Regions from separate parts of the Homo sapiens genome. Here region 1 is linked to region 2. Evidence: chromatin loops called from intact Hi-C (ENCODE). Cell type or tissue: mammary epithelial cell. All regions are shown on one strand.

The links. A loop is a pair of places that touch in the nucleus more often than their neighbours do. Peaks named below come from ENCODE experiments on the same cell type or tissue, not always from the same donor. Only the 100,000 strongest peaks of a DNase experiment are listed, where the experiment ranks them.
Region 1: it touches region 2 in a loop (14-fold over the local background); 6 of 110 quality-filtered maps call a loop at or near these places.

The regions. Positions count from the first base shown.
Region 1 is chr1:155,249,839-155,252,338 of GRCh38, reverse strand. It overlaps ENTREP3 (endosomal transmembrane epsin interactor 3), which reads left to right. Exons shown (of 12, transcript NM_006589.3): 6 at 434-606; 7 at 738-837; 8 at 1,175-1,244; 9 at 1,518-2,063. Among named protein-coding and RNA genes, the nearest start is that of ENTREP3, 4.4 kb to the left of the region's middle. RefSeq lists an enhancer at 1,822-2,424. In mammary epithelial cell, a CTCF peak has its summit at 1,477 (motif pointing left); a DNase peak (open chromatin) is centred at 1,458; H3K4me3 peaks cover 249 bases.
Region 2 is chr1:155,647,366-155,649,865 of GRCh38, reverse strand. It overlaps the pseudogene LOC100419799. Among named protein-coding and RNA genes, the nearest start is that of MSTO1, 38 kb to the right of the region's middle. In mammary epithelial cell, a CTCF peak has its summit at 1,161; a DNase peak (open chromatin) is centred at 1,135; H3K4me3 peaks cover 405 bases; H3K27ac peaks cover 959 bases.

The sequences.
Region 1 (2,500 bases), 400 kb after region 2:
ATAATTCCAGCTACTCAGGAGGATGAGGCATGGGAATTGCTTGATCTTGGGAGGTGGGGGTTGCAGTGAGCTGAGATCGCGCCACTGCACTCCAGCAACAGAGTCAGACTCTGTCTCAAAAAAAAAAAGAAGGTCCTAGATGGAGGTGAGGCTAAAGGGTGGACATTCCTGTGAAGACACAGAATGTGTGGAGCTTCTGGATGGAGGTGGGGCCATAAAGAGGAATTTGTGGGTGGGCAGGGCCAGAGCTAGAGGTACAGGGTGAGCGTGGGGTTAAGGAGAGCTGATTTTGGGTGAGGGAGGGGCCAGAACAAGAGCTTCTCTCAGGGGATAGGGCCAGAAAAAATAATGTAGATGAGAGAGGAGTTTGGGGGCCCAGGAGGAGCTGTATTCCCAGAATCCAGACTTGCTGACCTGCTCGCTTCCCCAGCAGCTGGCCCCTGAGCGGTCAGTCTCAGGCCCACTGGGACCTCTGGGCTGCACGTCCCCGCCCCCAGCCCCTCTCCTACACACCATGCTGGACCTGGAGGAATTTGTCCCGCCTGTGCCCCCACCGCCCTACTATCCCCCAGAGTATACCTGCAGCTCAGAAACAGATGCACAGAGGTAAGGCCTGGTGGGGTCTTGCTGGGGGAGCTAAGGAAGGGGACTGGGGCTGGGCCTGGATTGCTGGAGAGAGGGATCTTTGTGGAGGGGGAATTATTTCTCCTACATTGACCCTCTTCCTCATCTGCCAGCATCACGTACAATGGCTCCATGGACAGCCCAGTGCCCTTGTACCCTACCGATTGCCCCCCTTCTTATGAGGCAGTCATGGGACTACGAGGAGACAGCCAGGTGAGAGCACAGCACGGCTTGGGGCGGGCTGGGGAGCCGGGTTGTAGCCTGGAAAGCTGAACAGGCTGTAGCCTCTGGATAAAGATAGTAACAGTGGTCAAGGTCTTTACAGCACCAGCATGCCCACTGTTGCCTTTGATCTTCCCTAGAGCCTGGTGAGGTGAGTGGGTTGGAAGCTATCATTTCTGCCATACAGACGTGGAAGCTGAGGCTGCACAATTAAGTGACTTGTACAAAGGGACAAGGCTGGTCTGGAATCTAAGTCTCCAGAGCTCTGTCTAGCACATGGGGGTGTTCAGTGTGTAGGGCTGAACCCTTGACCCTGTGTCTTCTGCAGGCCACTCTCTTTGACCCTCAGCTTCACGATGGCTCGTGCATCTGTGAACGAGTGGCCTCCATTGTAGACGGTGAGCAGGGCGTAATGAGGGGTGGACAAGGGCGGGGCTGCCAGGGATAGCTGGGGTGGGTAGAGACAATAGAAGGGGAAAACAAGGCGGAGTTGGTGGTTTGGGGACATAGGAGGGCTGTGGCAACTTGGAACCCTGGACTTATTTTTCTCCTCTGAGATAAAGCTGGAGGCACAGTGGCCCCTAGAGGCTGGGCTTGGGAGAAGAGGAACTGCCTGGGCAGGGCTAGGCCAGGCCAGGCTGGTGCTACACAGCGCCCCCTGCCGCCCACAGTGTCCATGGACAGCGGGTCTCTGGTGCTGTCAGCCATTGGTGACCTCCCTGGGGGCTCTAGCCCGTCGGAGGACTCGTGCCTGCTGGAGCTGCAGGGCTCCGTGCGCTCCGTGGACTACGTTCTCTTTCGCTCCATCCAGCGCAGCCGTGCCGGCTACTGCCTCAGCCTGGACTGTGGCCTGCGGGGCCCCTTCGAGGAAAGCCCCCTGCCACGGCGCCCCCCACGGGCTGCCCGCTCCTATTCCTGCTCTGCCCCTGAAGCTCCACCCCCACTGGGTGCCCCCACAGCTGCCCGCAGCTGCCACCGGTTGGAGGGCTGGCCGCCCTGGGTGGGACCCTGCTTCCCCGAGCTGAGGCGGCGGGTCCCCCGGGGAGGGGGCCGCCCAGCCGCAGCCCCGCCCACCCGAGCCCCGACTCGTCGCTTCAGCGATAGCTCAGGTTCCCTCACCCCACCGGGGCACCGGCCTCCTCATCCGGCATCCCCACCACCGCTGCTGCTGCCACGGTCCCACAGCGACCCAGGCATCACGACCTCCAGTGACACTGGTGAGCCCCCTCCCCGACTGCCCAGGCTCAGGAGAGGGTAGGCACTGGGAGTTAGGTGGCCAGTGATGCCCACCAGGATTGGGGCACAGTTGAGGTCCCTGAGGAGGAAGAAAGGGTGAGTTCACTCCTCTGGTAGACACTTCTCAGGTACTCACCTCCTAGGGACAGAACATCCATAGCTTAGCAGCTAAAAAAGGAGAATTTTTTTTTTTTTTTGAGACGGAGTCTCTGGCTCTGTCGCCCAGGCTGGAGTGCAGTGGCATGATCTTGGCTCACTGCAACCCGTTTCCCGGGTTCAAGTGACTCTCTCCTGCTTCAGCCTGCCGAGTAGCTGGGACTACAGGTGTGCGCCACCATGACCGGCTAATATTTTTTTTTTTTTTTTTTTTTGAGACGGTGTCTCGCTCTGTCACCCAGGCTGGAGTGCAGCCGCGCGA
Region 2 (2,500 bases):
TGAAATGTCATCAGCTTCTGAGGAATCTGTGCTTTCTGTCCCAGAACTCCAGGTGAGAGCTAGAGAATACTCTCAAGTATTTTGTGGACTCAGTAATATGTTTAACTTATTGATATGCCACCTGCTTGCTTGCTGCACTATGGATAGTCCTAAAATCATTTGTATTTGATTTGTGAATGCATTATGGGACATGATTGTGGAGTTGAGGTGAAATGAGATGGAAAGGATGAAATTTTACTTATTATATTAAACTCGTTTACACATTAAATTGAATCACCTGACCATACTTTAAATGCCTTAAAAAATAGTATATAGGGCCAGGTGCGGTGGCTCATGCCTGTAATCTCAGGCATGGGAGGCCGAGGCAGGCAGATCACCTGAGGTTGGGAGTTCGAGACCAGCCTGACCAACAAGGAGAAATCCTGTCTCTACCAAAAATACAAAATTAGCCGAGCATAGTGGTGCATGCCTGTAATCCCAGCTACTCGGGAGGCTGAGGCAGGAGAATTGCTTGAACCTGGGAGGTGGAGGTTGCAGTGAGCCAAGATCACGCCATTGCACTCCAGCCTGGGCAACAAGAGCAAAACTCCATCTCAAAAAAAAAAAAAAAATAGTAAATAGTCCAGGCTTGGTCGCTCACACCTGTAGTTCCAGCACTTTAGAAGGCCGAGGTGGGCGGATCACAAAACGAGGTCAGGAGTTTGAGACCAGCCTGGCCAACATGGTGAAACCCTGACTCTACTAAAAATACAAAAATTAGCCCGGCGTGGTAGCATGCTCCTATAATTTCAGCCATTCAGGGGGCTGAGGCATGAAAATCCCTCGAACCCAGGAGGTGGAGTTTGCAGTGAGCCAAGATTGTGCCGCTGCACTCCAGCTTGGGTGATGGAGTGAGACGCTGTTGCAAGACAAAAAAAAAAAAAAAAAAAAAAAAAAAAAGGAAGAGGCACATAAATATGGGCTAAGGCAAAGGAAAACTAATTTCAGGGTAAAGAAGAAGTTTTCAAAAGGCATCTTTTCCACTTTCCTGCTGTCAGGCCCAATGTCAGCTATCACTGGGATTTCATAACTCAGGGAATTCCGCTCTGACAGCTGTAGTGGGTTCCCCATTGTTTAACTTCAGATTATCCTGATACAGCTCTGTGCTGTTCTGCAATTCATGAGCCACTAGGAGCCGTAAGTACTCTTTGGAGGGTTTTACAGGAAACAATGGAGAAACTGACTTGGCTGGCATCTGAAAAGGCGCATGAGTCAGGAGGGTGAGTCTGAAGAAGAGAATTCTCAGGAGGAGAACTCTGAGCCGGAAGAAGAGGAAGAAGAAGAAGCAGAAGGAATGGAAAGCCTGGAGAAAGAGGATGAAATGACGGATGAAGCAGTTGGAGACTCTGCTGAGAAGCCTCCTTCTACTTTTGCCTCACCTGAGACTGCTCCAGAAGTGGAGACCAGCAGAACTCCACCAGGTGAGCTAGGCAAACCTATACTGAAGGACCATTCTCACTTAACCTCATTGTCTAGAGAACAGTGTGCAGGGTGGGTAGCTTATAAACCAGGTGGAGGATTTCCAGAGGAAAACTTCTGGATTTCTTCTGCAACCCCACTCCCCCAAAACACATTTAATGTGGTATCTTTGTGGAGAACAGATACGCAGATATTTTGAAATGGAGTTTTTGCTCTTTTTTTTTTTTTTTTTTTTTTGAGATGGAGTCTCGCTCTGTCGCCCAGGCTGGAGTGCAGTGGTGCGATCTCGGCTCACTGCAAGCTCCGCCTCCTGGGTTCACGTCATTCTCCTGCCTCAGCCTCTCCGAGTAGCTGGGACTACAGGCGCCCGCCACCACGCCCAGCTAATTTTTTTGTATTTTTAGTAAAGACGGGGTTTCACCGTGGTCTCAATCTCCTGACCTCATGATCCGCCCGCCTCGGCCTCCCAAAGTGCTGGGATTACAAGCGTGAGCCACCGCGCCTGGCCAGAGTTTTTGCTCTTGTTGCCCAGACTAGTGTGCAGTGTCATCGCAATCTCACCTCAATGCAACCTCCACCTCCAGGGTTCAAGCAATTCTCCTGCGTCAGCCTCCTGAGAAGCTGGGATTACAGGCACACGCCACCACGCCCGGCTAAATTTTTTTTTGTATTTTTAGTAGAGACGAGGTTTCATCATGTTGGCTAGGCTGGTCTCGAACTCCTGACGTCAGGTGATCCAACCATCTCGGCCTCCCAAAGTGCTGGGATTACAGGTGTGAACCACAGCTGCTGGCCTACTCAAAAAATTTTTAAATTGATTCTCATCCATTGCTAGATTTGTATTAGCTTCGTTCACTTTTATTTATTTATTTATTTATTTAATTTATTTATTTTTTGAGACAGAGTCTTGCTCTGTCACCCAGGCTGGAGTGCAATGGCACGATCTCGGCTCACTGCAACCTCCATCTCCCGGACTTAAGCAATTCTCCTGCCTCAGCCTCCCGAGTAGCTGGGATTACAGGAGCCCGCCACCACGCTCAGT